Linked DNA regions of Mus musculus: region 1 is linked to region 2. The links are chromatin loops, found by intact Hi-C in ENCODE. Cell type or tissue: left cerebral cortex. All regions are shown on one strand. Each heading gives the region's core, and the rest is flanking DNA. Links, peaks and the distances in the headings are about the cores only. Region 1 holds the start of Nupr1l (nuclear protein transcriptional regulator 1 like). Region 2 overlaps Vkorc1l1 (vitamin K epoxide reductase complex, subunit 1-like 1).

Region 1 (5,376 bases), core at 267-5,266, 70 kb after region 2:
TTTCGAGACAGGGTTTCTCTGTGTAGCCCTGGCTGTCCTGGAACTCACTTTGTAGACCAGGCTGGCCTCGAACTCAGAAATCTGCCTGCCTCTGCCTCCCTAGTGCTGGGACTAAAGGCGTGCGCCAGCACGCCCAGCTACATCTATCCTTTTTAAAGGCCTGGAACACATAAATCAGGCTATGCTGACTAGCCAGTGAGCCCGGGAATCTTCCTCTACCTCCCAAAGGGTAGCATTTTAAGTGTGGGCCAGCTTTTCAAAAACAGGGCTTTTAAGGATCGAACTCGGGTCCTTGGGCTTTTTGCTGCAATCACGTTAGCAAACCAATTACCTCCTGAGCTTGTGATCGCCTCTTTATATGTCAGAGCCCAGAGAGTTGTGAACTGGAGACCAGTTACCTCCACAGTAACTGGAGCTGGAGGAGGGGAGGGAGAAAAAGCCAGAAGAGTTAAAATACATTCTTGCTGTGCTCTTTTAATTGAAAAACCCTAAAAAAGGCATACACACCAGGAAACTACTTACTTAACAATTAATTAGTGAGGAAAAACACTAGAGCAGTAAACTTAAAACCCTGTCAAAAAGTCCAGGTGACCAGCACGGAGGATCTTGGTTACAGCTGGAAAAGAGTTTTTAACAGGTCTTTCAGGTTTCCTGTAGGAAATAAGATGGAGACAAAAATCAGTGATTTCCCCCAAGTCGTAGGAAGAGCACTAGACACTAGAAGGGGTTTGTTTTCTCTCCTCTGGAGATGAGGTGGTTCACTCTTGCTCGTGAGATTCTGAAACTCACAATAATGCCCAGGCAGGACTCCAACTCAAGATCCTCCTGTCTCAGGTTCCTGAGTGAAAGGAAAAGAGGTCATAGTCACTAGTAGGTTGTTTTGTTTATATCTACACATATATATTTATATAGAATTTGTTTATTTTATATATGAGTACACTTGCTGTCTTCAGACACACCAGAAGAGGGCATCCTATTACAGATGGTTGTGAGGCACCATGTGGTTGCTGATAATTGAACTCAGGAACACTGGAAGAGCAGTCAGTGCTCTTAACCGCTGAGCCATCTCTCCAGCCATATATAAAGATGGCGTCTGGCTGGCCTCCAGCTCTGGGACTAAGGATAAGCATAACCAGGAACTTCCATGAACCTCTATCTCCCGAATATTAAGATGAGGGTCCTATTTACAGAGTGCCAGTGATTAATCCCAGAGTCTTATGCTTACTAAGTGAAAACTATCAACTCAACTGTGCTCTCAGCCTCCCCTTTCCTGTCTCCTATAGGTCAGGCTGGCCCCATACTATGTAGCCAATGGTCTCGAACTTTTTTTTTTTTTCCTGAGACAGGGTTTCTCTGTGTAGCCCTGGATGTTTTGGAGCCCTTCAGTAGACCAGGCTGGCCTCAAACTCAGAAATCTGCCTGCCCCTGCCTCCCAAGTGCTGGGATTAAAGGTGTGCGCCACCACCGCCCAGCAATCTTGAACTTTTAAATGTCTTGTTCATTTTTATGTGTTTAAGTGCGCGTATGTCTGTGTGATATACATGCAGCGTCCTCACAGGGCAGAATAGGGTGTTGGATCCCCCTTGAACTTGAGCTATGGACGGTAACGAGGCATCTAATACAGGTGCGGGGATCCTAAAAGGCAAGAGCTGCAAGGGCTCTTAATGGCTGAGCCATCTCTCCAGCCTCTGACCTTGAACTTCTGACCCACTCTTTCACTTTGCTAGTTCAAAGAGGCATAGAGGTGGGCACTATCATGCCCAGTTTCTGTCTGCTGGCTTGCTGGGTTTTGGTTCTGTCAACTCGACATAAACTAGAGTCATCTGGAAAGATACCTCTATTGTAAGACTGGTCAGAGACAAGTCAGTGCGGGGATTTTTCTCAACGCTCAGCTCACTGTGGGCGGTATCACCCGGGGCTGATAGTCCTGGGAGGTACAAGAAAGGTAACTGAACATGAACCTCTGGGAACTGTGCTTCCGGTTCCTGCCTCTGGGTTCCTGCCCTGACTTCAGGAAGGGCTGTAAGCTTTAAGGTGAAACAACCCCTTTCCTGCCCAAGTTGCAAGCAAAAGTTCACGGTGTTTATTACAGCAATTGGAAGCAAACAAGGAGGAGGGGCAGTTTTGTTTTGGGACAGTGCCTCAAAGAGTGTTCCTGGTTGGCCTCCAATTCCAGCGGTCTCCTGAGCACAGAGGCTGGAGATGGATTACAGGTGTGAGCCACCCTGCCAAGATGGATTTCCTCGGACATTTCCCTATATTTCCAATGTAGACTTTTCTCACACAATTGCAAACTTCCAAACGGTGGAGACTTTCACCAGCAGCCGGGAAACCCCTGGGTCGGGGATCGGGAGCCAGCACAGTTATGATTAACGCTGGGAAGTCTCAGAAGCAGATGACAGGTGAATATGGTGGCCAGACCTGTCATCTCAGGACTAGAGAAGCTGAGGCTTGCTACACACCATGGAATCCTGGGCTACGGGCATCATCAATAAAACAAAACCACACAGCAGGGAATCATGGCCCATGCTTGAAACTTTAGCATTTTAAGGTAAACGCTGGAGGGGTGATGAGTTCGAGGTCAGTTTAGGAGACAGTGTCAGAAATGAGAAGAAAAGGAAAGGAAAAGAGAAGAGAGTAAAAAAAGAATTGGACATTGTGGCTCATGTCTTAGCATCCCAGCCCATCCATGGAAGCTGGATGCAGGACAATCTGGAGTCCAAGGTAATCCTCTGCTACACACTGAGTTCGAGGCCGACCTGAGATATACATTCTACTCCCTACCCAACACCAATGGGCTCCGCCTGCCCATACCCGCTCAAGCGTGGCGTGTGCTCAGGCCAGGCGTGTGCGCGGCCGCGGTTGCAGCTGGCGCTGGCGCCGCTTGCGCTGCCCGTTGAGCAGTATCTGCGCCACCTTGCGCTCGTGGCCGCCGGGCACCGGGTAGTTGGTGCGTAGCTGCTGCTCGCGCCGCGTCCGGCCCTTGCTGCGTCCAGCCCCAGAGGCCGGGAAGTCACGCAGGTAGTAGTAATCCAGGCAGTCGTACACCTCCTCTTCGAAGCCGACGGTGGGCAGCGCCTCCGGCGGCGGCGGGCGGGCTCGAGTCCTTGGGCCGGAGACAGAAGGACGAGTTGGAGGGTCCATCGCCGATGCGCTCCGCCCGCCGCCGCCGCTGGTCACTCCGCCGGAATGCCCCACCCAGTGCTCCTATTGGCTCCGCTGTAGGGAGCGCTCTGTGACCTCACAGGGGGCGTGGCTTCCATGCTTCTTTGTTCCAGATGCGGAATTGTGTTTCTTCGCGGGGTCCGAATTGTAAATAAGTATAATAAACCTGGTTTCGCTGGTTAAAACCTGAAGGGACGGAATTGGGGAATGTGACTCAGTAGAGTGCTAGCATGCACAAAGGCCTGGGTTCCATCCCCATCACTGTATAAGTCAGGTGTGGTTGTGCACACACCTATAATCCTAACACTGCGATAAAAGACGAGGAGCTCTGGCCAAATGAATTTGCTAGCCTAGTTTGGGTTCATTTGTGCAAAAAGAAAACTGGCTTGCTGAATTGCTTTAACTTTGTTCTTGTGACAAGAAAATTCTCTTCACGACATTACTATTTCATTGTTATAACCAAATGTTTGGCAATAATCTGTTTAGGGAAGGTTATTTTTTTGGCTCATCGTTTGAGAATACAATCAGCTAAGACACGGTGGGCAGGATCTTGAGGCTACTTATTCAATCTGCATTCGTCCATTAGGAAGCAAAGAAAGGGGAATTCTAGCATCTTGCTTGTGTTTTTTTTTTTTTTTTTTTTTTGGTACCCCCCCCCCTCCATTTTTATTCAAGTTCCCAGCCTACTGATGATGCAGCTACATTCAAGGTGGGTTGTCTCTCTCCAATCTATAATCTCTGGAAATTCCCTCAACAAATCTACACAAAGGCATGCTTCATAAGTTAAGAAGACAGACTTACTAAACATCACAAGTAGCATGTTAGAGCCAAGGGGCTGGAGAGGGTTTAGTGGTTATGATCTTGCAGAGGATCTGGGTTCTACTCCCAACACTCACATGGTAGCTCAAAACTGTCTACATCTCCAGTCCCAGGGGACCTGAAGCCCTTTTCTGGCTTCCTGGGGCATACATACAAGCAGGCAAAACACTCATTCACACAAATAAATGCATGTAAATGTAAAAGTAATGTGTGTGCACATGGATGTTGTGAGACCCTGGCTTAAAGCATTTCTCCCTGAAAGGTAAACCCCTAAAACATTTCCCCAAGCTTGTTTTCCCTGATCTTTAAAAATACAGCTAGAAAGAAGCTCTTTGTTCTCTATAGCCAGCAAAAGGCTTTTTTGTTTCTATACTGTACAACCAGAGATGCCGGCCTTCCTGTGCCGAGGACACAGAGATAAAAATTCAGAAAGAACTCACTCCCCACTCCTGTCTTGTCACCAAGGACACCCGGAAGAGAAGAACTCCTCCCAACTCCTCCCAATTCCTCAGCTAGCTGTTAAAAGCCCCCTACTGTCACCTCTGGGGTCGAACTCCCCTGCCCTGCGAGGCTCCAGGGGTTCGTCCTCAGCTAGCTGATAATAAAACCTCTTGCAGCTTGCATCAGGTGTGGTTTTCTCTCGGGATGGTGGGGTGTTGGCCAGTTCATCCCAGGACTTGAATGGAGGCCCAGCATCCGGGGCCTTACAATGTCAGAGGATAGTTTTTGGAAATCTATTCTCTCCTCCCACCCAGTGGGTCCTGTGGGTTGAACTCAAAACCTCAAGCTTGGTAACACCCACCTTTATCTGATGAACTATCTGAATGGCCCCCACATGATTGTTTTAAAGAAAGACAATCATTAATAGATCTCATCCTTAAAGCAACACGGATATCGGACTTAACAAAGTATCTTGAGGATTAATCCCAGGGTCTCAAACGTACTAAGCACTACCACTTTGCTAATCCTCAGGCCAACAAAGTTTATCAATTTATCAGTGTACAACAGTAATTTTAGCATTTAGGAAGAAGCAAAGGCAGGCAGGACTCTGTGAATTCAAGGCCAGCTTTGTTTACATAGTAAGCGCCAGGCCAGCAAGGACTACATAAATGAGCCTACCTCTCAAAACAAATAAACATAATGATGTTAGTTAGACTCAGTGGGGTCGTGGTGGTGGTGGTAGTAGTGCTAGTATAAGCCTGTAGTGCTAGCTCTCAAGTGGTTGACACAGAAGGGTTACCTCAAGTTCCAGGCTAGTCTGGACTGCAAGGTGAAATCTTGTTTCCAAAAAAAAAAAAAGGACAATCCTTCACACATATACTCAAACCCCAAGAATGCTGACTGACAAAACTAAAGTAAAACATGGACAGAGAGTTAAAGATGGAGCATACT
Region 2 (5,376 bases), core at 318-5,317:
CTACTATGAGCACAGGAGCAAGGGCAGCAGCTTTCCTTCCAAGCCACGGACTGGGGATGGTCCACTCTTGTCATTTCACTCTAGGTTCCCTATCTGGGGAGATGCTGCCTTTCATGTTTAGATCAAATTGACCAAAAAGCGAGACCAGGTGATTATGCCCTTGTCTACACTGTCCTGAAGAGGGAAAAAAAGGAGAGAGAGAGAGAGAGAGAGAGAGAGAGAGAGAGAGAGAGAGAGAGAGAACACGCTGACACTTTAGAGTGACTAATTGGTGGGGAAGGGAAAGTAAACCAGGCCAGTCAGCCACATCTGCATCAAAACACATCAGGTAAAAGGCAGCTGGAGTGGTATGGTGGCCTATGTCCATCTGCCAACACTCTGGGGGCTGAGGCAGAAGCTCAGACTGGAGGCCTGCCTGGATATATAGTAAGATTCTGTCTCAAGGAGAAAAAAACAAGTAGTCAGGTATTAAAAGCTAGGGCTCAAGACAAAAGTATCTGGAGTCTTCACTACCTTCATATGCACTGTCCTGTAACTTCCTAATGCCAGCAACACAAATACTATACATTGATTTTCAAGGTCAGAGAAGGCAAGAACATACTAAGCTCCTGACCTATCTAATTGCTAATGGGCCAGAATTTACTCCAATGTCAGATTTACTCAAACAGTACTCCATTCACCTGTGCCAAATCATCTATGCTCAAAATCTAAGTCTGAATAATTAGTGATGACACCTTGACTTTATTAAAGAAAGTTAGTTTTAAAATGATGCAAAGGCAGGCATGACAAGCTACTCCATAATCCAGTACTCAGGAGGCTATGGTAGGAGAATCTAAGGACAGGCAAGGCTAAGAATGATAAATGTTTTGAAAAACAACACTTGTGAGCTAAAGATGAAGCTCAGGAGCAGATCTGTTGTCACCTAGATGCACAAGGCTGTGGGGTTCAAATCCTAGCACAGCAAGCAAAGGAACAAAAAAATGCATACATAAAATGACGTGTGAACTATTTACTGTGTTTTTCTCTGCTCCAATTTAAATAGCAGACAGTACATCTAACGTCTGCCATGAGAATGAAGTGGGATGCCACGTGAGGGCTGCTATTGTAATAATTGCAGTGTATGCAGGCATCTGTGATTTGGGGGAAAATTGTGGACTTTTATAATGTGCCATTACTGTAACAATAGAATTATCTTATAGCTGTAAAAACTTCAACCAAAAATAAAAAACAAAACAAAAATTAATATATCCATTCCATATAAAAATATAGATAGATTAGTTAAAAAAAAGAATAAAAGGGGAAAAGGAAAATACACTGTAGGAAGGACAGGGAACACAGCATTTGCTTTTTATGTTTTGAAAATAAAGAAATTTAAGACCACGTGTTTGTTTGCATTTTCTTATCTATTCAAAAACAAACTCCAGAAGCGCTGCTGGGGTGGGGGTGGGGCAAAGGAGCTGAGCTGAAGTGGATCTGAGGTGGGATTCCCTTCACCACACAGCAGCCTGTTTCTTTAACATTTGAACTATGTGGAGGGAAAAATGTCCAATGGTAACTGTCACACAGTCTACAAGGAAGGGAGGTGGCAAGCTCTGGATATGTTAGATGACTCAGAAGAGCTGACATTACAAAAGCACGTGGAAACTAAAGTCAGCAAAGGTAAGTGGGTCTGCCTGTGATGGGACTCGCATGTGAAATGGAGCCGACACATTAGTATTATAAATGCAAACCACCTCACCTTGGTCTCCCACAGGAACCTGCATGCCCTTCTTCTCTAAGCCCTTCCTTTCCTATTAAGGGAAGATGACTGCTCCCTGATTTGGGGCTGTACTTTAGAAATCCCACAAAATCAACAAGTTGGAGATGAACTTCTCCCCTCCCCCATGGGACCCATCCTCTGCTTTGCACACACAAGCAAGCGTAATTACCATATAGCTTTAAACCCCACTGTGCTGCTTTTACTGAACCTTGATCTCTTCACACTCAATTCTTTAACAACTGCACACAACTTTCTAAGATGCAGAGGCCTCCGCTCCCTCAGCCACTGCCTGCTGCTGAGTCCCCACGAGTAGCCTGCTGTTTTAAACTGCACTATCCTGAGTATCTTGTCCACACCTTCCTATCTCTGCAGGGTAAATACATACACTCAGAATTGGGCAACCTTGATAATATTTGGTAGAAAAATTCATACTCCAAATGTGAATTGCAGCAAGCCAACTCCAGATTTAAGTTAGCCAATGACTGTACAGAAGAGCTGACAAACAATATAATAATATATCCCTAGCTGAACTGCACAGCACAAATGGGAGCACAAGCCCACCACAAAGCTAGAGTTTCAAAGGACTGTCACAAATAAGCTAGGGGGCAGTAACAGAACAGTAAAGTACAATATGTCAAAATGATGGCTACTGATACCTGACAACTAGAAAATTTGACAAAAACAAAACAACAACAAAAAAGCAAAACACTTCTAAAATGGACCTTAGATGGGAGACCAGACAATTGGAAGAGAGGAACAATTTGGCAATAACTGTTAAAATCCATTCTTTAAAAAAAAAAAAACCTGGGCTTTTTTTGGGGGGTGGGGGGTCTCATTAACCTCATGCGTGGAAATTGATTTCAGGGAGATAATTCAAGGAAGGACAGGTACTATAAAGAAAATGGATCCCCATGGCATTGTTTAGTAAAAATGTGAACCTGAAATGCCCAGACACTTAGGACAATAATATTGAAAATAAGAGGCTACCAAGTTTGTTGTTGTTGATGTTTTCTCTTAGCAAAAGGCAGGTCTGAGGATGCAGCTCAGCTGTCCAGTACTGGGTTCAATTCCAGCACCAAAGGGACAAGCAAAAGACCCACAAGACAGGGGACAGTAGAGAAATAGACATGCTGGGGTATGGCAACTTACTGCTACTGATTTCTTAAGATGCGATACCTTAGGATAGCTAGAGTCTATAATACAACTTTAAAAAGACAAGCTCACAAGCAAGACTGGAGTAATAATTTCCATGAATGTGGCTGGGTTTCTGGACATCATGACACACTACTAGCCATGACTAAACGTCCACTGATACCAAGGTCAACACATGATAAGCAGCAGTGACTCACACTTCACTCTCGTGGTTCTCTATTACTAGCGTGTACGTTTACTATGAAGACACACTAGGGTGAAGACACAAGCACTGAATGGGTATAACAAGCTTATTTCTGTATCTCTGTATCAATACTTACCAAGTAATAACTGTAGTATATAAAATATAAGTCCAAAGACACTGTTTGGCTGGTTTAATACACCATCTTTTCCAAAAATGGAACCCAAAAGACCAAATCCTCGACCCCATCTGTAAAATAAGGAAAACCAGTAACCCTATATTTGAGATTCCCTAATTTTTTAAATGTAAAATTATTTGAGAATATTATCCAATTCCACAATCAACTATGTTTGCAAAACACTTAAATATCTTTTTTTCCATGACTGATTTGCGCAAGGGTAAGGCCAAACATTAGATTTCTGTACTGTGTCTGAATTATATTGATGGTTTAATACAAATATCCCTAAAAGCTCTGTATTTCCACCTAAGACTCTCTAAACTTTCTTTTCCTAAGGTAGGCACCCTGTTTCTTTACTGACAGTATTAGCATTTGCAAGGGAAAGCCTCTCTCAATTCAGGTCACCCTGAGACCTTTCCAACTAGGTAGTTCTCTGTGGTAGGGGCTGTTCTTACATTACAGTGCCTAGCAGGGTCCCTGGCCTCCACTCACTCCATTTCCCACCCTAGGCTGTGACCATCAACAAAGCCTGCAGCCACTGCTAAGTTGCAGCAGCTGAAAACTACTCATGCGGCCGGTCCGTTCCATAGCTGTGCTCAAACCAGTCAGGCCTCTGAGAAGCTGCTTACGGGACATTTCACCAGAGTCAGCATGAGGAGACACACCCTGATCTCTGCTGCAGAGGAGTATCAGAAACCATAAGTCTCTTCTAGAATCCTGTTTCCAAAGTAAAAACTGGTATTTCACATTCCACTATACATTTTCACTCAAAGTTTTTCAAAATTATTGAGACCACATTTTCAGAATCTTTTAAAATAATTGTTATTGAATTTGTTCATTGTTATTGAATTGTTCTCTGACAATTTTATTCCTGTATAAAGTTCATTCTGCCCACCCCTGTAATACCTTTCCCACCTCTATAACCCCCTAAAATCTTACTTTAAAAACTATTAAAATCCATTTAATACGGTAATACAAACAGAGCAACAGTAACTAGATAAACCCTCACGACACTTCAGCTTTAACCCCGAATGACAGTGCTTCCTACACACAGAAAGGAACTTACGTCTGAGAACAGGACTGAGTGACGGAGTCACGTTGCTTTAAAGAAACTCATGTCCAAGCAACAGGACAACCCCTTCACAGTCCCTGAAACAACCACCACCCCAACCCTGGCACTGAGCGCGGTGGAGGATGTTTATTACAGACTTACACATTTCAAATACACAAGAGCAACTCCATTCCATCCCATCCCATGCACGAATTCTCTCACCCACCAAACACTTAGTGAGCAGGGGAGCAGCACACCCAAGGCGCAGGACCTGACAGGCAGCACTGCCCTCATGGAACGAACACTCTAGTTACAGCCAAAAGAAAAAAAATACCAAGTACATTACCTTCAGGATTGGACAAGCCTACTCAGATAGACAGAAGAACAGGGGTGGGACATTCCAGGTCAGCACTTGGTAAAGTGAAGTCACCTAGTGAGGACTTGTCAAAATGCAGATTTTGCTTCAGTGGGCTGGCAGTGAGGCTAAGACTGCATTCAACAAAAGGAGCGGGGGCTGGGGTGCATATCTGTAATTCCAGCACTCTGGGGGCTGAAGCAGAAGGAGTATCATGAGTTGGAGGCTAACCTGAGCTACACAATGAGTCCTAGGACAGCCTGGGTTAAAAAACTGAGACCCTGTGTCAAAACAACAACAAAAATAATCAAGTAGAAATAGCTCTCTCACTTGAGCTATCGCTGTACCACTCAATCACTTCTAAATATTTATCAGAATGATTCCAAGCTTCACGTTAATGTCTACTGCGTTATGGGTAGTTACATACATGTAATAATCTGAGGTCAACGCCCAGAACCCACATAACCGACTCTATAATGTCCTTTGACTTGCACATGTGGGCAGCGGCATGGACCTCTACACCCATCCCCACACATATCATGTGTGCATATCTATACACAATAGTAATACATTTAAAAATTTTAGGCCCAGTAAGATAGCTCAGAGGATAAAGGCCTTTATCACCAAGCCTGACAGCCTGACTTCAATTCTCAGACTTACTTTGGTGGAGAGAACCAACCCCTAAAAGTTGTCCTCTGAC

What was found. Hi-C counts contacts between places; a loop is a spot of excess contacts. Peaks named below come from ENCODE experiments on the same cell type or tissue, not always from the same donor. Only the 100,000 strongest peaks of a DNase experiment are listed, where the experiment ranks them.
Region 1: a loop joins it to region 2, with 2.5 times the contacts of the local background. A loop is called at or near these places in 2 of 42 quality-filtered maps.

What each region holds. Positions count from the first base shown.
Region 1 is chr5:129,906,360-129,911,735 of GRCm38, reverse strand. Nupr1l (nuclear protein transcriptional regulator 1 like) reads right to left here and starts at 3,196. Exons shown (of 3, transcript NM_026916.3): 1 at 2,815-3,196; 2 at 790-838; 3 at 455-651. The coding sequence starts at 3,144. The coding sequence ends at 2,836. It also overlaps a transcript of Zbed5 not described here. In left cerebral cortex, for the core only: CTCF peaks have their summits at 974 (motif pointing right) and 2,976; a DNase peak (open chromatin) is centred at 3,185; H3K4me3 peaks cover 1,150 bases; H3K27ac peaks cover 777 bases.
Region 2 is chr5:129,976,484-129,981,859 of GRCm38, reverse strand. It overlaps Vkorc1l1 (vitamin K epoxide reductase complex, subunit 1-like 1), which reads right to left. Exons shown (of 3, transcript NM_027121.4): 2 at 3,232-3,341. Among named protein-coding and RNA genes, the nearest start is that of Gusb, 24 kb to the left of the region's middle. In left cerebral cortex, for the core only: a CTCF peak has its summit at 2,340; no DNase peak of the experiment used is centred there.